5 separate regions of the Homo sapiens genome follow, and all the other regions are linked to region 2. The links are chromatin loops, found by intact Hi-C in ENCODE. Cell type or tissue: mammary epithelial cell. All regions are shown on one strand.

Region 1 (5,000 bases), 780 kb after region 2:
ATAAGAAGTTACTCCTTATGGAGGAGTAAACAAAGTGGTTTCTTGGTATCTAGTCCTAGTAAAGATGTTGTGAACATTGTTGAAGTGACAACAAAGGACTTAGAACATTACAGAAACTTAGTTGATAAAGCAGCAGCAGGGTTGGAGAGAACTGACTCCAATTTGGAAAGAGGTTCTACTGTGGGTAAAATGCTATCAAACAGCATCACATGCTACAGAGAAATCTTTCATGAAAGGGAGAGTCCACGGATGCAACAATCTCATTGTTGTGTTATTTAAGAAATTGCCACAGCCACCCCAACTTTCAGCAATCACCACTCTGATCAGTAAGCAGCCACTGACATCAAGGCAATTCAAATCCCACTTCTGACACACACACACACACACACACACACACACACACACACACACATTTAGAAAACAAAAACAAGACATCAAGGCAAGACCCTCCACCAGCAAAAAGAATATGACTAGATGAAGGCTCAGGTAATCATTAGCATTTTTTAGCAATAAAGTTTTTAGGTTTTTTTTGGGAGATGGGGTCTCTGTTACTCAGGCTGGAGTGCAGGAGCACAACCATAGCTCACTGCAGCCTCAAACTCCTGGGCTCAAGTAATCCTCTGACTTCAGCCTCTTGAATAGTAATAAAGTATCCCTTAATTAAAGTATGTATACTGCTTTTAAAGACACAGTGTTCTTACACACTTAATATAGTGTAGTATGATATGGTATGGTATAGTATAAACACAACTTTAATGCACTAGGAAACAAAAAAATTCATGTGACTCGCTTAATTGCATTATTCACTTTATTGTGGCCACCTGGAACCAAACCCAAGGTATTTCCGAGGTATGTCTGTATTACTGCACTTGACCCTCATAATCAATTTTCAAAGGCAATGAGGTAGATGATAGTATTATAGTGCTCTTCACTCTCAACTTACAGAAAAGGAAACTGAAGCTTCAAGCAGTCAACTGATTTTTCTGAAAGCACCATGAGATAAGTGCAGGGCCAAAGCCTCAACAGTTAAGCCAGGTTTCCCTCTGATTAGCTGTCACAAGTGACTACACAGAGAAGTAGACTCGGTATCACTACCACTGAAAAAAATGTAAACTGGTACATTCTGTCAACAATGATACAGAGATGCCAGTCCCTAATGAGTAGCTACAATGCTTCAGTTGCTGGCCTTCAGAGATCCTGAGACATCAAACAATGATTTGAAGAGTATTACCACAAATTTTTTACTTAAAGTTTAGATGACTGAGTGAGGAATATGTAAGTGTTCTCAGAACTTAGAAGGCCAACTAGCTCAGTTTAACAGTGAATAGAAAAACTGAGAGATAAGATTGAGAAGGCAGTCTGGAGCCAGATTAAAGTACATCAAGTTTAGACATTGTTATATATACGTAATGAGGGGCCACTAAAGGCTAGGTAACTGGGAAATCATGATGCAACGTGTGGTTTAGAACGCTGAATCTGGCCAGTGTGGTGTCACACGCCTGCAGTCCCAGCTACTCCAGAGGCTGAGGCAGGAGTATTGTTCAAGCCCTGGAGGTTGACAATGACCAGCCTGGAAAACACAGCAAAACCCTGTCTCTCTTTTAAAAATGTTTTTAATGAAAAAAAAATTTTAAGCTGAATCTGATAACAGTAAGTAGTTGGACTGAAGTGAAAAATTTTCAGAGGGCTAGGGCAATGGAGCCTAGGAGAGGACAGCAGCAGTTAATAACTTAGTCCCCAGGGTAAGCCTCCCCTTGCCTCTTCTTTGCTATGCCCCTATCTGCTAGTGGCCATGGGGACTGGCATAAGCTCCAAACCAGACAGATCACAATATCCTCCTTTCTCTGGGCGCACTGACTGGTCCCAATTTAGGGCAGGAGAAATGATCTTGTCTTTTTGGGTCATAGTATAAGAAGGACATGAGGCTGGAGTTACAGACAGCATTTTCTTGGACCTTTTGGCAAAAGCATGTCTGCAAGAAAATAGAATGAAGTGAGAGTGGATTTTAATGGGGTGATATCCCTGTTTTATAGTTCCCAAGACCCTAGTTCCTGCAGGCCTTCCTGCAATTCTATAATGCTATCTCAGCATCCTTCCTACAGACAACCCAAAATTCCATCAACTATTCAATTTAAGCTGTATTCCTATCATTTGGAACCAAGAGTCTTGACTAAAAGAGGGTGGTGGCAGTGGGAACAGAAGAATGTAAAGGTAACAACACCAAGTAGAACACAGGCAGAGCAAGTGAGACTGGAGCTGAAAGAAAAACAAGCTGTCTTTCATTTCTTCATTAATATAAAAAATTATATGGTAAATATTACAACTTTCTGGTACATTAAAGATATTTCACATTACAATTCAATAAACATTTACTGAATATCTGCCTATTTACCAGATAGCAGGACCCCAAACCTCTGGCTATGCCAATCAATACAAATACAGGCTGGGCGTGGTGGCTCACACCTGTAATCCAGCACTTTGGGAGGCTGAGGTGGGCAGGTCATCTGAGGTCAGGAGTTCATGACCAGACTGACCAACATGGAGAAATCCCATCTCCACTAACAATACAAAAATTAGCCGGGGGTGGTGGCAGGTGCCTGTAATCCCACCTACTCGAGAGGCCGATGCAGGAGAATCGCTTGAACCCGGGAGGCGAAGGTTGCAGTGAGCCAAGATTGCGCCACTGCACTTCAGCCTGGGTGACAGAGCGAGACTCCGCCAAGAAAGAAAGAAAGAAGGAAAGAAGGAAGGAAGGAAGGAAGGAATTATTTTGTATAATATACTATAATTAAGTCAAATTATTTCCACTGACACCTTGCTTCACAATATTATGTCACAACTCAGGTAATTTGTATCATTCTTCTTCTCAAATAATATCAAGAGATATCCATTCTGATATAATTTCATCTGTGACAAAAGTTATTTTGGTTGGGTTCCAGTCAATAATATCTTGAACTAGGGTCAATTCATCCAAATTTAGAACAATCAAAAATTAAATGAGAAATTGATTTTGGTTTAGGTTCAAAGTCATCAATTTTCACTTAAGAAATATTTGAATAGCTACCATAAAACAGATACTGTTCACAGCACACTACTTCCATCTACTGGCAGCCTAGGCTGACAGCCTGGTACTCATCCTTTATTCTTCTCTCTCTTCCACATCTTGAATCAGTGGTTTTCAACACTGGCTGCACATTAGAATCCTGAAGTACAATTTTAAAATATCAGCGCCCAGCTATTATCCCAGAAATTCTGATTTCCAGGAATTATGGAGTAAAGCCTAGGCACTGGTATTGTTAAAAAGCTTCCAAAGTGATTCTGGCAGGCAACAAAGTGTTAAAAACAAATGCCTCTGGCAGTAAAATGAGTTCGAAAAGAAAAAGAAAAACAAATGCCTGTAACTTTCAGTTGTCAAGTTCTACTGATTGTTACATCTGAAATAATTCTCTAATAATATGTCCCCTCTGATCTGTCCCTACTAGCTGGTAGAAGCCCTCACTATCTTGAACCTAAACTAAGTGTGGACTCCCTCAAGTCTATCTTCTATACCACTATCAAAGTGATCTATCTATAATATAAATATAGGATGCTGGCACTTGCTTGTTTAAAGTTATCCCATGGCTGACTATTACTTGCTTCAGTGGTGGTCAGGCAGGATGGTGTGAAGCACTCTCCTATGAGGTATAAGGTAAGTTGTACATAATATAGTTAGCAGTAGTAGTAGTACAAGTATTAATGTTTGTAAAGATTTTTATAAGTATAAATCAGAGGGTTTTCAAAGTATCCTTATATTAAACAATTACCTCCCTCATTTTAATTGTTTACTTGAATGGAAGAAAAAAAGAAAATTAAAAACACAGGAACTCTGCATAGAACTATATTATGCATGTATTACTATCTGTTAAATGTGTCGCAGAGGAATAAAAATTTGAAAACTGATAAACCAAAACAGTGGTTCTCAACCAGGTAGTATTGCCCTCCCAAAGGCACCTGAGAAATGGTGGAGGCTACATTTGGTTTCACAGTGATTGGAGGGAGTGCTGTTCGCATTAAGTGAGCATGAGCTAGGGATGTTCGGCATCCTTCAATACCCAAGAAACGGGAGTTGGCAAGTTTTCTGTAAAAGTTGTAACCCTCTGCTGCATATTCTTCCCTTTTTCGTACAACTCTTTAAAAATGTAAAAACCATTTTTAGCTCATGGGCTATATAAATACAGGCAGTGTGACCACCTGTGGGCTGATGTTTGCAGACCCCTGACCAAGAACATCCCACAGGACAAAAAGACCTGTGTCTCACATGACTTTGCAATGTCCCATCTGACATTGTGTGGAAAAACCTGTTTATAATTACTTCAGCCTAAAAATTAAGTATTTTGTTTTACATAAAAAAGTATTTTTTCACGGTTTTAATAAACACCAAGTTTTCCAGGAATGCAATTAATACAACTTGTACTTTGACTTGGTCAGAACTTTACAAATAGGATGTTAAGTATTTTGAAAAATCTCATTACCAGTGACAATACCATTTAAAATATCTTACCTACCAATACAACACATTTTATATACCTGCATTTGTTGCTGTGCATTCACAGTAATACCATGTATAGGTACAAGCATCTGATTAATTCATTATGTGTTCTAATGATATAATGCTTAAGCATTTATATTTTAAAATATATATTTCAAATCATGTTTAGATTTCTTATACTTTTCCTTTGTACTACATTTATGACATCATATTAGAAATTATGTTTTAATTTTATTATATGTGAATTATAAGAATTCCTTTTAAGGATCATAAAGGAGCATTAGAAAATATTTACTACAAAAAAAGAAACACTGGGCTGGATATGTTTGAGAATCACTGAGCATGAAGTTCAAACTCAACACAACAGGCCCTGCTTATCTTTTAGTGTCTTACAACTTCCTGCCTCCCGCACTTGACACTCAAACAGCACTAACCTGTTTGTAATTCCCCAACTAGCAATCCCAATATGATG
Region 2 (5,000 bases):
TCAATCTGATTGGTGCCTTTCATCAATATGCTTTTAATGTATTAAAATAAAACAGTGGAATCAGAAAAATAAATTTTTTTAGATTTTAAAAACCAACACCAGCTGGGTGTGGTAGCTCATGCCTGTAATCTCAACACTCTGGGAGGCCGAGGTGGGAGTACTGCTTGAGCTCAGCGGTTCAAAACAGCCTAGTCAACAAAGGGAGACTCCGTCTCTACAAAATAGAAAATTAGCAAGGTATAATGGTGTGCACCTGTAGTCTCAGCTACTGGGGAGGCTGAGGCAGGACGATCGCTTGAGCCCAGGAGTTCAAGGTTGCAGTGAGCCATGATCACAACACTGCACTCTAGCCTGGGTGACAGAGCAAGACCTTGTCTCAAATGTAAAAACAAGAAACTAAAACCTATGGATATAATTTACAAATGTAATGGTTCTGGATTTAATTGGGTAATCTAAAACACCAGGAAGAGAAAAAAAATTTTGTTTCCTAAATATAACTGTTGTGGCTTCATATTTTTAAAAAACCCTACAATGTCAACTGTCTGGATGAACAGATGTTATTCTATTACAGTAGATAAAAATGAAACATAGTGTTTTATAGTATCCATTCTTATCTACACTAATAAGTAAATGGATTGTAAATGATCCAAAAGAAATACTTGTTGTTAATCCTAGATTAAATTTATAAGGGGAAGATATCCTAAATCAAAAGATAAAAAGAAAAATATTTTAAGTTTAGTCCAAGTGAGATGTTACAAGTTGCCTTGTCATTGCTTTGAGATAACAGTAAAGTCTAGAAATCATTGAGAGGTGTAAGTGGTAGAAAGGAATGGAAAAACTAAAATCCTGCAACAATAAAATTTAGAAATCTAGTTTTCTTTCCTTTATATTCTTCTGTGTCCTCTAGAAAGGAACATTATAAAAATAGCTACTCCTTACCAAGCTAGATGCTTTACATACATTATTTCCAATCTTCAATAACCTGTGGAGTAGATATTAATACCATCATTTTATACATGACTACATGGAAGCTGTGAAATATTAAATGACTTATCTAAGGTTGCATAGCCAGTAAGTGGCAGAACCACCTCTAAAATTTCAACTCTAAAGTTTCTGGTCCAAAGAAGAAAGCTCAGACAAAACGGAGAAATCAGAAACAAGAGAACCAATAAAATGAAAATAGCATTATGTCAATTTGCACAAAGAAGCAGTAAGGTTGCCTTGAGAAAAAATATTAAGAATTCTAGTGACTGATAAATTCTAGAATTCCATTTTATAATGTCTAACAGTAGTGAAATAATTAACCCAAATAACTTCTAAACTGTATATAAACAATAATTAAAGACTACCTTCACTAATCTGATACATATATTCTTCACAGACTTACCACTACAGAAGACTGATTAAAAGCTTCCCTATGATTCTACAATTTCAAATGATCTCTTTTCATCTTTCTTATTAAGGTAGCTAGTTATTGCAGTAGGGGTTAAGGGCAAAGGCCCTGGAGAAAGACAAGACTGGATAAAATCCCAACCTGTTAGCTATATAACTGTGGGCAAGTTACTTAACCTCTCTAAACCTCACTTTCTTTACCTGTAAAATAGGGTTATATCTGACTCACACCAGAGTTATTATAATGAGCAAATGAGATAATGTGTATAAAGCATTCTATTATACATAGTACCTGGTACATAGTAAGGGTCCAATAAATTTGTTACAGTGATATATATTTGGAGACTTCTGTTTTATTGGGATATTTTATATTAAATATAACTTCACTCTTTGTTACTAATGCTACTACTGGACATTACGGTTAAAGTCTCAACATTTCTTTATTAACTGTGGGGTTGTAACACAATGTGCAAAGAAAAGAAAGGTATTACAATTCCATTCAAAGAGCATACCTTTTCAGTGTCAGGACAATATACCAACAGAATTTCTAACAAAACCGAGGTTTTACAAGACAAAGAGAAGAACTTTAGCTCTTTGAAATTCACTAATTCTTTTGCATGAAATGTGAAAGCACATTAAAATGTAAGGGAAAGTATAACATTGTAACATGTTATTGCTACATAATGATCAGCAAAAGTCAATTTCATCATTCACCACTGAGGGGAGCTATAACCTAGGAGAGGTTTATATATAGAATGCCAAGGTTATTTTAAAACTTTCCCATACCTTACAATATTCATTTCATCAACTCTCTTATTAAAATATATTTTAAATAAATTTGACAAGCATACCCCAATTCTCTTTTGGAGACTTTAGAAATAATAAGGTGGCTCATTATAACTATGTAATCATAAAGACGGGGGATCCTTATCCCTCTTCCTTTTTTCTCCATAGAGCATTTATGTAACCTACTATATATATTTAGCATACATTATGTATTTATTTTATCTAACATACTAAATCTTTCATACAGTAATTTTTATCCTCTCTCTCACACACACACATATGAGTGTAAACTACACAGCGATGAGATTTGTTAACTTGTTATCTGGTTTTTTTTGTTTTGTTTTGTTTGAGACAGGGTTTCACTTAGTCATCCAGGCTGGAGTGCAGTGTCACGATCACAGCTCACTGCAGCCTTGACCTTCTGGGCTCAAGCAATCCTCCCACCTCAGCCTCCTGAACAGTCAGGACCACAAGCATATGCCACCACGTCCAGTTAATTTTTTTTATTTTTTTGTAGACTGAGTCTCCTTTGTGTTGCCCAGGCTGGTCTTGAATCATATGTTTTATACACCACCATTTCCAATGCCTAGAACAGTATCTAGCACATAATACACGCTCAATGAATACTTAAGTGCTGAATGAATGAATACTGAATCATCTATTTAAAAGGTTAAAAATCTCTCATTAGATTATGTCAAGTAAAGCAAACTGCTAATACTTGAAAAATGCAACGTCTACTTATATCAAATTTTGGTTTAAAGAAAATGTCTAAGAACATTTCTTTCTTCCTTTCTTTTCTCTCTTTTTTTTTTTTTTCTTTTTGAGACAGAGTCTTGCTCTGTCGCTCAGGCTGGAGTGCAGTAGCACGATCTTGGCTCACTGCAACCTCTGCCTCCCAGGTTTAAGTGATTTTTCAGCCTCAGCCTCCTGAGTAGCTGGGATTACAGTCATGCACCACCATACCTGGCTAATTTTTGTATTTTTAGTAGAGACGCTGTTTCACCATGTTGGCCAGAATGGTCTCCAACTCCTGACCTCAAGTGATCCACCCGCCTTGGCCTCCCAAAGTGCTGGGATTACAGGTGTGAGAGACTATGCCCAGCCTAAGAATATTTAATCCCACAGATGGTAATACAGACAAATCTCATGAGATTGGCTTATGCAAGTTCAATAAAGTTGATCAGAAGAGCTCCTACTGTAACAGCATATGGATCCTTCACATGCTGTTTTACTGCCTCTAGGGTCTACTTTTCAAATTTTCTTCTGTATAGTTGATGGATGTTACTCACGTTATTCTTCTCTCTCTCTTTTTTTTTTTTTTTTTTTTTTTTTTTTTTTTTTTGAGATGGAGTCTTGCTGTATCACCTAGGTTGGAGTGCAGTGGCGCGATCTCGGCTCACTGCAACCTCCATCTCCCTGGTTCAAGCAATTCTCCTGCCTCAGTCTCCCGAGTAGCTGGGATTACAGGCGCACGCCACCAAGCCCAACTAATTGTTTTGTATTTTTAGTAAAGATGGGGTTTCACCATGTTGGCCAGACTGGGCTCGAACTCCCGACCTCAGGCAATCTGCCTGCCTTGGCCTCTCAAAGTGCTGGGATTACAGGTATTTTTCTCTTAAAAAGAATAATCCTTACAGGATTTATAACAGTTCACAGAGTTTAACTATACCATTCATTCACTCACTCCTTCAATAAATATTTATTGAGAAGCTACTACCCCAAAGGTAGTATGGTTTGAAAAAAAAATTGTGGTAGATACAGAGATGAATGAAATAAAACTTTTCCCTCGTTAAATCTACTTATGCAAGTAGGGGTCCTGTACACATCTCAGAAAACTGGCCTAGATTTTCCAGAGCAGGTAAAAAGAGTTAATACACCTAGACAGAGAAAAAAAAATTATTCTCAAATCTCACTATACAGGAGTTGATATTGGCAGAAAGAAATTAATGTCCTCCTGAAAACTGAAGAGGGAGATCTACCCCATTCTCGTCTATCTTCCAGGTGAGAATATAGCACTTCCTTTGTTTTGTTTGTCTCGTTTCGGTTTAATTACATAAACTCATCCTTTTGATATAGTTCATAATTTATGACAGTTGCCCTAATTTAGAGTATATAAATTAGTGTATTCTCTTGAGTTAATGTATTTCAAATGCTTTGGTCATAACATGTACATCTGTGCTCTTTCCCATGCATTAAGAATATAGCAATTTCACAATCCTTCTGAAATCTCATAACTTCATAATATGAAAGTAAATCTATAATGGACCTGATCTCACTACCAAACTTCTCAGCTCTTTAGTCCTAAACATGGCCCAGTTACTGCCAGGGAATAAACAAAAAATTCCTTTTGTCACTGAGATACATACCAAAGTCAGGCATAGAAAGGAAGAATATTACACAAAGCATGTGATAAGCCTGTTATAAAGACATTTTAGAACTTTAACAATTATCACGATGAACAGTCATGATGATGATGGCAATGGTAAAAGCTAATATTCACTGAAAATTATTTAATCTTCAAGCAACCCTATAATTGTATGACTGAGAATTTAAGAAATTTCCCAGTGATCACAGAGCTTGTAAGTAGAAGAGACAGGACTTGAAATCAGGTTTACCTGACTCCTGTCATCTGTATTATTTTCATTAGATTTCTGTGAATCTAATATATTAATAAATGTTTGGAGAGAAGGAATGTTAACATATTTTCCATTTCATCCTATGTCCACTCCCTTATTTGACAGATTTTCCAAGAATTCCAAGCCTACATTATTAATCACTATATTTGGATGGGCTGTCTTCTTTAATTCCCAGTAAATGAACAT
Region 3 (5,000 bases), 860 kb after region 2:
AACACTTTTGGCCAACTCAGAAATGTAAGTGTGGGAGAGTCTCCAGAAGCAATTACAAAGTTTAAAAAAAAAAAAAAGTATGTTCTTTCTTTCCCTCTTTATTTTTAGAACTCTCTCTGCAGTACTGTTGATGGTCCATTGAACCTTCTCCTGGGAAAGAGTACTTGATTAGCATAGTATCCAACTTCATTGTAAAAATTAACATTTTTGTGTAAAAAAAAATTACTGCTCAAGAATCAGAATTGCTTAGAGGTCATCTCTTATAACCATAGCCCTACTACCAGCTGAAATTCATAGGTCTAAACAGGAGAATATTCCTGAGCCTGTGGAAATTTAAATGACATAATAATAAAGAAAAAGAGAAAAGACAGAAAAATACTGCACTAGCTGTACTAGATCTTTTTCAAGTGATCCTCCTGCACATCCTCAACCTCTGGGGCTCAAGTGATCCTTGGCCTCCTGCCTCCTGAGTAGCTGGGACCACAGACATGGGCTAGTATGCCTGGCTGATTTTTTTTATTTTTTTGTAGAGACAGGGGCTCCCTATGTTGCCCAGGCTGGTCTCGAACTCCTGGCCTCAAGCAATCCTCCCACCTCAGCCTCCCAAAGTGCTGGGATTATAGGCATGCGTCATTGCACCCAGTCTGTACTAGACCTTTAAAGAACTATTGGAGAAGCTGTAAAAGACGAGACAATAGTAGAGGTATACAACTTAGGGAGGAAAATATTCAAATTTATTTAGTTATGTGCTATGCAGCTTTAAAGCAAAACAATTCTCTGTTATAAAGGCATTTAAAAGAAGCAAAACTCAGGGCACCAGTTCCTACCTCACAATCTATTTGTAAAGACAAAGCTGAGCCAAATTAAACTATATAAAACTTGTCAAATCAACCTGTCTGTGAATAGATAAAAACTGGTTCTCTACTCAATGAAAAAAAAAAAAAAACGCGATGAAGCCTGATCGACATGGCAAAACCCTGTCTCTACAAAAAAAAAAAATACAAAAATTAGTTAGGTGTAGTAGTGCATGCCTGTAGTCTCAGCTACTTGAGAGGCTGAGGTGGGAGGATCGCTTGAGCCCGGGCGGCAGAGGCTGCAGTGAGCTGCGATGGCACCACTGCACTCCAGTCTGGGAGACTGAACAAGACGCTGCCTCAAAAACAAAAAAAAGAGGCCGAGCCCAGGCACGGTGGCTCCCGCCTGTAATCCCAGCACTTTGGGAGGCCGAGGCGGGCACATCACCTGAGCTTGGGAGTTCGAGACCAGCCTGAAGCAACATGGAGAAACCCTGTCTCTACTAAAAATCCAAAATTAGCTGGGCATGGTGGCGCATGCCTGTAATCCCAGCTACACGGGAGGCTGAGGCAGGAGAATCGCTTAAACCTGAGAGGCAGAGTCTTCGGTGAGCCGAGATCACACCATTGCACTCCAGCCTGGGCAACAAGAGCAAAACTCCATCTCAAAAGAAAAAAAAAAGTTAATCTTACAAATAAAGCACAGGTAACAGAAACCATCTCCAAATTTCTAAAATTATTGTTTTAAACATTTACTTGAAACATAAATTTTTGTCAAAGATGAACCACATAACAGAAGTCCAAATTTATAAAAACTGCATTCTACATTAAGATAGAGCTAAAAATGTGGGTGTTTTATTAAGACAAAAAAATCATGATTTTTTTTCATATTTCTGCAGTTTAAGGATCCACTCCACCAGACTGCATCATTTATACCTTTCTCATGGCATTTATCATATATAAGATAGGGACAGTGACATTTACCTTGTGTATAGAGCAAGGTTCAGCATATTAGGGGTTTAGTATGTATTTAATAGGTAAATCAAAGATAAACATTTCCTTTAAAATCTCCTTACCCAGCCACTCCTTTAACCCAAGTCAAGTTTCCAGGCCCAGAATAGCTGCTTTGAGAAAAGGAAAACCAAAAATAGATTAATTGAATGGGTTTTGCCCTAAACTAAGAAAAAAGATTTACAGGACATTTGGCCTCATTACAGGTCACCTGAGTCTATTAAAATACTCTACAAATCCCAGGTGGGTAATCTGCAATTGCTGCTTTATCATATGACGTCCAGTGTTATAAAAAAGTAACATCAGTCATTTGTCTATTCTTCAGAGAATGAATAATATGTCTCATGTATTACCATCTAAAGTCTCAAAAATGTTCAGTGAAATTAGCAAAACTTAGTCGCTTAAAAACTAGAGAACTAAAAGGAATATATTTATAGAACTTTAAATTTTCCAGAAAATGGTATTTCTAAATTAAAAATATCAAGTCAAATATTTAGACATCTTTTTGGATAATAAATTTTTATTGTTGAGTAGCCAACTTTTGAGCATTTTCTGAACTAGAAACATTCCAGAGAAAGAACATTTCAACATGATGTTGCTTCTAGCATACTTTATCAGTGCATTGGCAAGCCAATATTCCACTGCCACCTACAGTAGAAAAACAGAATTACTGCTTATAGTTAAGGATGTAGACAGAATACAAATGAAACCTAAAAGTATGACCTAAGAAGTCAAAAGTTACCAGTCTCTTCTGTTTCCTAATATAAACACTTTAAGACTATATATTCTACATCCATTATTTTATACTCAAGTTAACTTCTTATTAACATATGTTATCCAAAATGTGTAAGCGAGGCCGGGCGCAGTGGCTCACGCCTGTAATCCCAGCACTTTGGGAAGCCAAGGCGGGCGGATCACGAGGAGTGGAAATCAAGACCATCCTGGCTAACACGGTGAAACCCCGTCTCTACTAAAAATGCAAAAACAAAATTAGCCGGGCGTGATGGTGGGAGCCTGTAGTCCCAGCTACTCCGGAGGCTGAGGCGGAAGAATAGCGTGAACCAGGGAGGCAGAGCTTGCAGTGAGCCGAGATCACGGCACTGCAGTCCAACCTGGGAGACACAGCGAGACTCCGTCTCAAAAAAAAAAAAGTATGAGCGAAGTTTCTTCTTAAATTCACTCTAAAATATCAAAAAGGTAATACATGATAATATTAATACCATTCATTAATAATGCCATTCTTTGATTTTAAAAAACTCATCACTAACGCATAGTAAACTTCAGCCATTTTGTAAACTTGATACCAAATGCACTTTTTTTTTTTTTTTAAACTGGAGTCTGGCTCTGTCTCCCAGGCTGGAGTACAGTGGCACAATCTCGGCTCACTGCAACCTCCGCCTCCCGGGTTCAAGCGATTCTCCTGCCTCAGCCTCCCCAGTAACTGGGATTACAGGTGCACGCTACCATACCCGGCTAATTTTTTTTGTAGTCTTAGCAGAGACGGGGTTTCATCATGTTGGCCAGGCTGGTCTCAAACTCCTGACCTCAAGTGATCCACCCACCTCGGCCTCCAAAAGTGCTGGGATTACAGGCATGAGCCTTTGTGTCCGGCCCCAAATGCACTTCTAAGCTTCTGTTTTTACTGCAATTGCTTTCCATAAAAATTTCCCAGGTATTTAGCAAGCAGGATCAAATTATGCTTTTAAAATAATACTACAATATGCAAAACACCAAACTACTGGAATATTTAAAATATAAAGAGGTTAAATGAAGGCATTTAACTTCTTCACAATTTACATCATACCCCAAAATGTCTTAGCAATAAAATGTTTGTCAAAATCCTCTAAAAAGAACTTCGAGTGCTGGGTACAAATGGACTAAATTCCTAATACTACATTCCAAATACTGCATTTTAAAATCACAGTTGAGACGATTAAATTTTTAAAAAGCTAAATACAGGTCAGACATGGTGGCTTATGCCTGTAATCCCAGCACTTTGGGAGGCCGAGGTGGATAGATCACTTGAGCCCAGGAGTTCAAAACCAGCCTGGACAACATAGGGAGACCCTGTCGCTAAAAAAAATTTTTTTTTTAAATTAGCCGGGCATGTTGGCACACACCTGTAGTCCCAGCCACTCAGGGGGCTGAAGTAGGAAGATCGCTTGAGCCCCAGAAGTCAAGGCTGCAGTGAGCTATGATCACGCCATTGCACTCCAGCCTGGTCAACAGAGCTTGACCTCATCTTTAATAAATAAAATTTAAAAAGCAAAATGCAGAAAGTTATGTACAGTATACTCCACCTTGTGTCTGAAAGAAAGAAAAGGCTGTTGGCTAAACATAGTAGTATATTGTTCTTAAGAGAAGATAACTCTTGGAAATTTAAAACATGATTAAATGAAAAATTCAATTAAAAGGCCAGAAGAGACCAGGTGTGGTGGTTCAGGCTTGTAATCCCAGCACTTTGGGATGCCAAGGCAGGAAGATCACTTGAGTCCAGGAGTTTGAGACCGGCCTGGGCAACATGGTGAAACCCATCTCTACAAAGAAATACAAAAAATTTAGCCAGGAGTGGTGCCACACACCTGTAGATCGAGGTTCAGGTGGGAGAATCACTTGAGCCCGACAGGTCAAGACTGCAGTAAACCATGTGCACACCACTGCACTCCAGCCTGGGCAACATAGTGAGACCTTGTCTCAAATAAATAAATAAATAGGCTGGGCGCAGTGGCTCATGCCTGTAATCCCAGCACTTTAGGAGGCTGAGGCAGGAGGATCACTTGAGCCCAGGAGTTGAAAACCAGCCTGGACAACATAAGACCCCATCTCTATTTTATTTTTAATAATCAAAAAAACTAAATAAAATAAATAAGTTAAATAAAGGCTATAAAAGGCCAAGCGTGGTGGCTCATACCTGTAATCCCAGCAATTGGGAGGCTAAAGAGAGAGGGTTGCTTAAGCCCAGGAATTTGAGACCACCCTGGACGATATGGGGAGATTCTGTCTCTAAAAAAAGATAAAAATAAAAAAATTAGGCAGGCATGGTGGTGAGCATTTACAGTTTCAGCTACTCAAAAGGCTGAGGTGGGAGGATCATTGGAGCCCAAGAGGTCAAGGCTGCAAGTGAGACATGATCATGCCACTGCACTCCAGCCTGGGTGACAGAGTGAGACTATGTCTCTTAAGAAATTTTTAATC
Region 4 (5,000 bases), 360 kb after region 2:
CCACCATGCCCAGCCTATTTTTGACTTTCTGAGTCAAGTAACCAGATGAAACCAGTCCCCTTGTCCACCCAGAGTCCACTCAGGCTATACTTGATTCATACTTTTTTTTTAATTTTTATATTTTTTTTAGAGACAGGGTCTCATTCTGTCACCCAGGCTGGAGTACAGTGGCACAATCACGGCTCACTGCAACCTCGAACTACTGGGCTCAAGCAATCCTCCTGCCTCAGCCTCCCAATTAGCTAGGACTACAGGCACGTGCCACCATGCCTGGGTAATTTTTTAATTTTTTGTAGCAATGGAGTCTCACTATGTTGACCAGGCTGATCTCAAACCCCTGGTCTCAAGCAACCGGCTCCCTTTAGCCTCCCTAAGCACTAGGATTACCGGTGTGAGCCACCACACCTGGCCTGATTCATATGCTAGACTCATATGCTAGAAAAGCCAACCCCAAATGGGCCCTGATAGAGCAATCTTGTTGGGGACAGTTTTACTTGTAAGTAACTGGCTCCCTGACCTACAGAATATAAGCCTTCAGAAAAAGCTTCAGAAAAAGCTCAGCACCCTGCCTCTCTCCTCCAAATAATGTTCCAGGTGATATTCTGCAAGCACACCTGGAAACTTTGCTCTGTTTGTTAACCTAGAAAATTAAATGAGCAAGGGACAGAGCAGGCTGGCCTGGAACAGGGACTGGGTACAAACCAGATCTCCAAAGCTTGGGCTTATTCTCTGAAAGAAATGCTCTTTTTAATTTCAACTCTGATGTCTTGGTGGAGACATTCAACTGGAGATCTGGAGTCTTTGATATAAGCAAAGGCAAGCTTGTGGGATCACCACTGGCTACAGAAAGAAGCCCAGCTCTTTGGCAAAGAAAATCCTGGGCTCAGAGAGTGAAGAGTGTGTCAGATTTCTCACGTCAAAAGTCAGCTTTTGTATTCAGAATGGAGCCAGAAGGTCCTGAATCCAGAATGGCCTAGAGCCTCCCCACATGCTGTCCTAGCGGGGGCTTTAGCAGGTGGATTTTGATAAAGATAGCTTTGGATGCTAAGCATAGAAAAAAAGAGAAATGTTGGCTCTAGGCTGGGTATGGTGGCTCACACCTGCAATCCCAGCACTTTGGGAGGCCAAGGCGGGTGAATCACTTGAGTCCAGGAGTTCAAGACCAGGCTGGGCAACATGGCAAAATCATCTCTACAAAAAATACAAAAATTAGTCGGGCATGGGGTCACCCACCTGTAGTCCCAGCTACTAGGGAGGCTGAGGTGGGAGGATCAATTGAGTCCATGAGATCAAGGCTGCAGTGAGCCGTGTTTGCGCCACTGCATTCCAGCCTGGGTAACAGAGAAAGACCTTGTCTCAAAAAAGGAAAAAGAAAAAAGTTGGCTTTAGCACCTCGAACCCTAGATGACTTCCTGAGTGTCATATTCTTTGGCTGCTACTCTGGAGTCACATCTCAGGGAAGATCCAGACAGACGGCTTTGGTCTTTGTGTTTGTAGGTCCTTTTTCCCTCAGATACTCACCTGCCCTACTCCCTCACCTCATCTATGCCTTTGCACAGATATTAGCAGATATCTGTGCTGATAAAAGTTGCGACTGCACCAGGCACAGTGGCTCACACCTGTAATCCCAGCACTTTGGAAGGCTGAGGCAGGAGGACTGCTTAAGGCTAGGGGTTCAAGACCAGCCTGGGCAACACACCAAGACCTTATCTCTGAAAAAAAAAAAAAAAGTTGTAGCTCATCAATTACCCTATCTGAAATAGCCCTGAATCCCCTGCCTTATTTTCCTTTATTGCACTTGTTACTACATCCCATTATATTTTACATGTATGTGTTTAATATTTGCCTCCCTAGTTAAAATGTAAAGTGCATGAAAGGAGACATTTTTATTTATAGTCAGGTCCGCAGATCTTAGGACAGTGCCTGGCACATAATAAAAGCACAATAAATATTTGTTGAATGAGTCTTAGAGTTGAGTCAAACATCAGATAGCAGGTATTTCTACTGGGCAAATGTGGACTCACCCCAGAGGTGTGTAGAAGAGGGTGCAGAGTCTGGAGTAGTTTGGGGTGTAGGTGTCGGGGGAGAGGCAATTGTCTCGGGTGGAAACAAAATCCATGGCTTGTGCCCCTGCAGTTGCAAACACCATGAGTAGACGACAGAGAGAGAGAGAGAGAGAGAGAGAGAGGGAGGGAGGGAGGGGGAGAGAAAGAGAGAGAGAGAGAGAGAGAGAGGGAGGGAGGGAGGGGGGGAGAGAGATTGAGAGAGAGAGAGAGAGAGAGAGAGAGAGAGAGAGAGAGAGAGAGAGAGAGAGAAAACTAATTGTAATTCCTACTCATAGCCACAAGATGGCACTATTGCTCAGAGTCTTTACTCTGAAAAGCCGAATCTAGCAGAATCTAGCAGTCTAGTTTGGGATTCCTTGCTTCTCTCCGTCTCCTCCCGTTTCTCTCTCCGCTTTCCTCTCTTTTGTCTTCCTCTCCCTTCGTTTTTAAACACTGCTTTTATGGTGGACTTGAGCAATAGTATAGGAGAAGCCATTGGTGCTCAGAGAGAGATCCCCGAGATGGATATTTGGCCACACTAGGCACAATGGTTTGCTCACTGAGCACGGCCGGAAGGCCTGGCTTCACCAGCTTCCTCTTCTCTCTGGCCAGAACCCACAGCCTTGCTGTTCTGGACCTGGCCCGTGGCTTGGGAAGCCTCCAGGGACAATCTTGCTTCTCCCTCCCTTACTCCATCCTCCCCACCCCATAACATGCTTATCTGGGAAGCACCTGCCCTCAGATCTGGTTCCAGGGGTCCTTGCTTTCCACTTGAGAAACTGTAAACACGCACAGAATGTCTCCTGGTGGGGGTTCTGAGGCCTTTTCCTCCCTGGTATTTTAGCCTAAGGAAAAAGCATTCAGTGGTGTGGGGATGGTGGGTGGAGCTTGCGGTATTTTTCTAAGACTTTTGCAGTTGGGGAACAAATCTCCAGGGAAGGGGCAGGGCCTCGGGCTAATTCCAGTACAGTAGGATCAGGGCCATGAAAACATCACACAAAGGAAACTTCAAAGCTCTTCCCCAGTCTGAATGGGCAGGGCCTGCTGAGAGGTCAGATGTTAACCTGATCCAAATGCCCTCTTGCTTTCAGGTGCCCCTCGCAGGCCTGCACACCCCTAGGGGATCCACCCTCTCCCAGGTCAGAATTCCACAGGGCCCTGAAGCTTCCTTACGCAGTGCTCCCCATCCCTGTGCTTGAAGCAAAGCCAGGGAGGGCAGAGCCCAGAAGTTGGGATCTGGTTCTGACTGTTCTCTGGCCTTAGGAGTAGAGGCCAATTTCATCTCTGCAAAGTGAGGCTGGGGCTGAGGAATGAAATTACACCTTCATCCCGCTCAGTCCTGCCTCATCCCCAAACCTTGCCAAACCCTGACACAGCTACTTTGCAGGGAGTGGTGAGAATTAGGAATGCTGCAAGGTCACTTAGGGTGATCATTAGGACAGTCATTAATTTCTGAGGCCTAAGAGTGACTAATTTATCTCTGATAGACACAGGGATCAAAGGAGAGTATTTATGGCTTAGAAACAAACCTCCCATTCTTTCCCCTGCTATAATAAATAATAAAAAGCTCCCAGGCCTCCCTCCCTTGTCCATCTCTTCCCTGCCCCTTCCTCTCTGTCTTAACTGTCCCTGCACAAAAATTAACCCTACTCTTGCTTCTCTGTACTCTTCCCCTTCCTTCTGTAAGAACCAGAGAGGGGAAGAGAATTAGCTGGCCCTGAGAGCTTCAGCTGCAACTGTGCTGTGGAGTGAGGGGTGCTGATCCCAGGGGAGGACATAAGCCAGGCCAAGAGTGGGCTCTCCCTGGGCATTTACCATGTTTACTTTCCTAAGTATGTATACCAGGGCCTGGTTAGGCTAGAAAGCAGACTGTCACCAGGTTTATTAGCTGTGTGACCTTGAGCAAGCTACTTTTTTAAAGCCTCAGTTTCCCAATCTATAAAAGAAGGATAATAATAGCATCACAGACTGGCTTATGAGAATGACATAAGATAAAATATATAAAGTGCTCAGCACAGAGCCTGATGCAAAATAATGGCCACCACATTTACCAGGACCTCAACATCCTTATTTTATTTCCAAGAACTTGAGGCTGCAGTACAAACTGAGTCCTTCACTTTCTGTTGTAGCCTCTGGGAGACGCCAAAGTGAGGATGGGTGTGGCCCTCCAAGGACGCTGGACCCCTGCTGTAACAAGACACAGATCACACGGGAGGGGTTCTCAGCCTTAAGGATGCCGTGAGGTGGGCCTAGATCATGGCTTCTCACCGCCGCACTACTGACAGACCATTCTTTGTGGTGAGGCTTTGTTCTGTGCATTGTAGGCTGTTTCGCAGCATCTCCGGCCTCTGTTCACTAGATGCCAGTAGCAGCCTTCTAGTCATGACTATCAAAAATGCCTTTAGACATTGTCAGATGTCTTCTGGGGGACAAAACTGCCCTTAGTTGAGGGGCACTGGTCCAGGAAGGTGGGAAACATAGGGGCAAACCTGGCAGGGGTGAGGAAGCAGGTATGAGCCTGCGCACAAGAGCCCCTCCTACCCTGGGCAGGGCTCAGGCAGACCCTCAGCTGACTGTGGAGATTGGCCCTGGAAGACGAAGTTCTCTCTAGTAAGGCCATGGCCTTGCTTCCTCAAGAGCTGATGCCCTGCTTGGACATGGACCCCTGGATTCCCCCCAGCCCAAACCAACATACACAACCCTGTCCAGCCCCAGGAGTGCTGGCCAAGAAACAGTGCCCTGGTGGCACAGAATGCTCACTAAATGGACCCTGGGTCCATTCTCATCTCAGGGCAGAGCATGGAGCCAGGCTGGCCCTGCCACTCATGCACTGTGTGGCCTTGGGCAAATTGTTTCACCTCTCTGTGCCCCAGGATCCTTATCTGTAAAAATACCTTCCTAGGCAGGTTGTTGTGAGGATTAAATGACTTCATATTTCTAACATACTTAGAAGAG
Region 5 (5,000 bases), 270 kb after region 2:
CAGACACTCATCAACAGTAGAATGAGTAAGCTTATTGTGGTATGATCACAAAGAGCAAGGCAAAAGAATCTACACTCAATGACATGAAGGAATTTCATGAAAGTAATGTTGAAGACAAAGCCAGTTTTTTAAAAAAGTACTTACAGTATGATTGCTTTTATATAAATATGCAAAACAGAAGCAAGATGACAAAGGGAGTGTCATCATCTAGAAAGTGGTGCGATAAGATGCACAGCTAGTGCTGCCCTGTGACTCTAACTCCTTCAAAAGTCCGCCTGTGGCAAACGCGGCTACCCTCCCAAGCCAAGATAAAGTATAATTGGAGTGCCGAGGCTAAAAAATATACCAGTGGGACTGGTCGAATGAGGCACTTAAAAATTGTGTACAGCAGGTTAAGGCATGGATTTTTTAAAGGAATGCCACCTAAACCCAAGAGGACAGCTGCTGCAGCATCCAGTTCATCTTAAGAATTTCAGGCCAGGTACGGTGGCTCACACCTGTAATCCCAGCACTTTGGGAGGCCAAGGCGGGTGGATCACTTGAGGTCAGGAGTTCGAGACCAGCCTGGCCAACATGGCGAAACCCTGTCTCTACTAAAAATACAATAATTAGCCGAGTGTGGTGGCGGGCACCTGTAATCCCAGCCACTCGGTAGGCTGAGGCAGGAGAATCACTTGAACCCAGGAGGCGGAGGTTGCAGTGAGCCGAGATTGTGCCATTGCACTCCAGCCTGGGTGACAGAGCAAGATTCTGTCTAAAAAAAAAAAAAAAAAAAAAAATTTTAGATTAGTCACACAATAAATGTTCTGATTTAAAAAAAAAAAGGCAAAACTCTCCTTTGCTGTTAGAATTCAGGAAAGGTCAGTTATGAGTGAGGAGTGGGTTTAGTGACTGAAAGGAAATAGGAAGGGGGAGTTTCTGGGAATATTGTAAAGTTTCTTGAACAGGGTGCTGATTACACATACAGATTTCAGTCTATGTATATATATTACACTTATTTCTTAAGTAATATATATTACTTACAAAAGGTGTACAATTTTTCTGTATGTGTATTACACTTAGTTTTTTTTAAGTAATATATCTTGAGAGAAAGCTAGAAAATAAGACGTTTAAAAATTTTTGAATCACCTACAATCCCACTATCCAGTGAAAACGACTGTTAACATTTTGGACTTTTTTCCAGTTCTTTTTTTCAAGCCAGTGTGCACACGCTCTCTCCTCCCCTCCACTCATACACATAAATTTTGCTAAATTAGGTTCATTCTCATTTAGTTTTATTTCTGCTGTATTTTTACATAAAGTTAAACTATACCATTCAATATCCTTTGCAAGCATTTTATAAGCAGCTGAAACATACTCCATTGAATGTATGTGCTCCAGTACATTTAATCAGTTGCCCATTGCTGTTTTCTTATTAAAAAATAATCAGTCACATGATGTCTCTCTCTCTCACACACACCCCTACACCTCTAGACATTCTTTAAGCTCTGCATTCGTTCTCTATTTCTCTCCAGAAAGGTTGTACCGATTTACAGTTCCACTGGCAAATGTGAGGGCTCCTTGTATCGCAGTCCAACCCCAGCTCATTTCTTAGTATAGGTTTGTTTTTAGGATGGTCGAGCTCAAAGCAGAACTAAGGGATCTGCCGTTTTGTACACGGCCGAGGCGCGCGGCTCCCTGGGCCTGGAACGCGCTCTGAGCGCGCCGGTCCCTTCCAGGTTGCGCGGGCTCCGGACGAGACCCAGCCCAGCCGGGCAGCCCCGCGCGCTCCCGGGTCCCGCCGGCCTCGCGCCGCCCGGTTGCCGTGGGAACCACGGAGCCTCGGAGCGCCCGCAGACTAGCCCGTGTCTGAGGGGGTGAGGGATACTGAGGCCCAGGCATGGAGCTGCCGGATCCGGTGCGCCAGCGGCTGGGAAACTTCAGCCGGGCCGTGTTCAGTGATTCCAATCGGACCGGTCCAGAGTCCAATGAGGGTCCGGGTGAGTGACCGAGGCCCGGTGCAGGGGGTGTGGCCTGCCGAGGGCTTGGCGTGGATTTTGGAGCGTCCAGAATTTGCCCGTACCTAAAATGGCGATGTCGCCTTCAGCCAGTTCTCCGCAGTGCGGGAGAGCGCCTTGGAGGAGGGGCCGGGCCGGACAGGGAGCTGAGGCGCTGGCGGCCTCCCGCCCCCGGCCGGGCCTGGTCTCCGCGTGGTGCTCCCTGGCCAGCTTGTTGCAAGCGCGGCAGCTGACGTGGGGCCGATCTCTGTGCCGCGCAAGGCCCATCATTGTCCCGGAGAAACCCCAAAAATAAAAAGATAAAAGCCGCCCTTGCTGCACAGGCTGGTCCCCCGCGCGCCGCGAGAGCGAAGGCCCAAGTTGTTTTGCCTCTGCGGCGCCCGCCCCGGCTTTTCTGTCCAGGATGACGAGGAATAGCCCAAGCAATCCCACCTCCCCCGTCCCCACCCCCACCCCAGGGAACAAATTTGCCTTTTCCCTTTTCCTAGCAGAACAAGTATGTTCCTAAGCAAGGCCATTTTCTCGTAGAAGACATTAAAAAAAAAAGTTAATGAGTCCTTTCAAACCACCATCCACTCCCACTGGCATGTGCCATACTAGCCGGGCGTTCAACAAAACTCACCCCTTCCCTGCCTTCTCCTCCTCCCCTATATGTAACTCTTATCATAAGGTAACAAAATACCATGATGCTTCTGCGTCCTTTAACTTGATGTCAAGTGATAACACAGTTTCCTCCAGAACAGTTTCCTCCTCCTACATCATGATGGTAGACAACACACTGTCAACCAAACCCATGTGGTTTTCATCATTCAACTCTGCTGGGAAATATCAATCTTTTCCTCTGCTTGGTTTTAGAGAATTTTTAAAAGGGACAGAGAAAAGTAAAGGCAGTTCCCAAAGCTGCATTTTGTCACCTTGATCACTTGCCTATTTCCCAAATGTAGGCCTTTATGATTTAGGATGTACAGAGAAAAATGTGAAAAAAATAGGTTTTCACGTTTCTGGTTCCAAGGATGAGGCTTAATGAGCACTAACGTCTGATAATACAAGGTAAAAAGACGTTTTCTGAAAAGGACCAGATAGTAAATATTTTAGACTTTGTAGGCCATATGGTCTCCACGGCAGCCATTGACAATAGTTATTGAATAGGCAGGGCTGTGTTCCAATAAAACTTTATGGACACTGAAATTTGTATTTCATATGGATTTCACGTGTGGAAAAAATATTACTTTTTTAACCATTTAAACGTGAAAAAACATTTTTAGCTCATTGACTGTACAAAAACAGGCAGCTGGCCAGTTGTTTACCTATCCCTGATTTATATTGTATGTTTTAATTTAAATTCCATTTACAGAACTCAACTTGAACTTTTGCAAAATTTAGTAAGTTTATGTCTTACGCTTTTAAGGTTCATTTACATATTAATTTGATTTTCATTTCCATGATTATAAGTTTGATCTGCTGAAATATGGACATAGCATAACCTTTAAGATGTTAACACACAATACTTCTAACATGAAAACCATTCTTTGCAAAATTTGACTACAGTTTCTTCTCAAAGGTACTGAAATGTTCAGCTTGCCCAATTTATTATTCTTTCCCAAATTTTCTTCTTTGTGGATTGGAAGTAGGTTTGATTATTTGTACTGTAATAACAAGTTTATGTCATTACCATGTCCGCAGCTTTGTACTGTTGCTATCGAAAAGATCCTAGGCTGGTGAGTTGTCTTCAGATTTAACAGATTTTAAGAATTCATTCCTTTATCAGTGGTAATTTAATAAACAGTTGCAAGCAAAAGTAGATCATAATAATCAGGCATATTCTTGGAGCTAAAAGAAACTATTTTGCTGTGAGAGACCATGACTATTTCTTATATTTTAAAATAATTAAGTGACAGATAAAAACACTCAGCTATGGAGAAAAGGAGAAAATAATGTTTTTAAGACATTTATTTTAGAGCCTTTAAAATCTTACGTGTACAGCAACTGATTTCAATATATGTGTCTGCTCTTAAGAATTTAGTCAAATTTAGGATGTATTTTGTAGGGCTCAATTTTAAAAATCAAATTCTTAATCTAGGACCCTGCTCTCTTACATAAAAGCAGAAAGTGTTATGGAATCAACCTTAGGTAAATGGAACTCATGTATCACAAATGGCTATGCTAGTAATGTCCTTATGACAGTATACTTTCATTAATTCATTCTTATGTGTATTTGATATTCACTGCGTGGAAAGCAAGATGCTAGATTCTATGAGGGTCTCAAATTAGGGTAGGACATGGTGTGTGCTTGCAATGAGCCTGTAGATAAGTAGAAGAGAAGAAGGAAAGAGGACTAATATTTGTTGAGTGCCTACTAAGTGTGCCAGGCACAGTGCTAGGATGAAATAATTTATATTGGCTCTAATTCTCACAAACAGCCTGTGAGGAAGTTTTAATTTCACTATTTTACAGATGAAGAAATAGAAGCTCAAAGAGTTTAAATAATTCATGTCAAGTCTGACATCCAGGGTCACAGAGGTTTGGGGAGCTCGGATTTGCTTGAACTCTGAAGCCCATGATCTGTTCAGTACACCAGACTGTTTTTTGGGGAGGGGAGTGTGGTTCTTTGCTAGCACTTCTTATTGACAGTTTAGAGTGGTAAGTACCTAAAGGGGAAAGGTATTTCTGCTGAGGTGGGGGAACTGATGAAGGAAGTATTGATGGAAAAGATGACACTGAATTGGACTTTAAAGAATGGCTAAGATTAGGGTATGCTGAAAAGAGAGATGTGTCTAATTATAACCTTGGTAATCCGTTTTTGTATAAGATTAGTTTATCTGTGGGAGATTCATTTTTATTTATTTTATGCATTAATTTTATATGCTATTTACATAGAATTCTACAAAAGAGGCAATGATAATTATCTGTTGAATAGGATTTATGTTGATATTCTACATTAAATCTATACCAGTAGTATATGCCAAAAAGTCAGAAGACTGTAATGGCAAAATGGTAAAATAA

The links. Peaks named below come from ENCODE experiments on the same cell type or tissue, not always from the same donor. Only the 100,000 strongest peaks of a DNase experiment are listed, where the experiment ranks them.
Region 1: a loop joins it to region 2, with 20 times the contacts of the local background. A loop is called at or near these places in 15 of 110 quality-filtered maps.
Region 3: it touches region 2 in a loop (6-fold over the local background); 23 of 110 quality-filtered maps call a loop at or near these places.
Region 4: a loop joins it to region 2, with 8 times the contacts of the local background. A loop is called at or near these places in 5 of 110 quality-filtered maps.
Region 5: it touches region 2 in a loop (6-fold over the local background); 4 of 110 quality-filtered maps call a loop at or near these places.

Annotation. Positions count from the first base shown.
Region 1 is chr2:61,991,727-61,996,726 of GRCh38, reverse strand. The region is part of intron 1 of COMMD1 (copper metabolism domain containing 1); the gene reads right to left. Among named protein-coding and RNA genes, the nearest start is that of COMMD1, 89 kb to the right of the region's middle. In mammary epithelial cell, a CTCF peak has its summit at 3,108 (motif pointing left); no DNase peak of the experiment used is centred here.
Region 2 is chr2:62,772,371-62,777,370 of GRCh38, reverse strand. All of the region lies in intron 5 of EHBP1 (EH domain binding protein 1), which reads right to left. Among named protein-coding and RNA genes, the nearest start is that of EHBP1, 69 kb to the right of the region's middle. In mammary epithelial cell, a CTCF peak has its summit at 2,113; no DNase peak of the experiment used is centred here; H3K27ac peaks cover 518 bases.
Region 3 is chr2:61,915,490-61,920,489 of GRCh38, reverse strand. All of the region lies in intron 1 of COMMD1 (copper metabolism domain containing 1), which reads right to left. Among named protein-coding and RNA genes, the nearest start is that of COMMD1, 12 kb to the right of the region's middle. RefSeq lists an enhancer at 2,837-3,337. In mammary epithelial cell, a CTCF peak has its summit at 2,446 (motif pointing left); no DNase peak of the experiment used is centred here.
Region 4 is chr2:62,409,613-62,414,612 of GRCh38, reverse strand. No RefSeq gene overlaps it. Among named protein-coding and RNA genes, the nearest start is that of TMEM17, 94 kb to the left of the region's middle. RefSeq lists enhancers at 2,419-2,608, 2,880-3,639, 4,571-4,650, 4,891-4,980. In mammary epithelial cell, CTCF peaks have their summits at 2,354 (motif pointing right) and 4,409; DNase peaks (open chromatin) are centred at 2,012 and 2,402; H3K27ac peaks cover 449 bases.
Region 5 is chr2:62,503,009-62,508,008 of GRCh38, reverse strand. TMEM17 (transmembrane protein 17) reads left to right here and starts at 1,814. Exons shown (of 4, transcript NM_198276.3): 1 at 1,814-1,979. The coding sequence starts at 1,880. It also overlaps the pseudogene RPL37P13. RefSeq lists silencers at 1,634-1,903, 2,114-2,283, 2,621-2,915. In mammary epithelial cell, no CTCF peak of the experiment used is centred here; DNase peaks (open chromatin) are centred at 1,918 and 2,058; H3K4me3 peaks cover 1,376 bases; H3K27ac peaks cover 1,908 bases.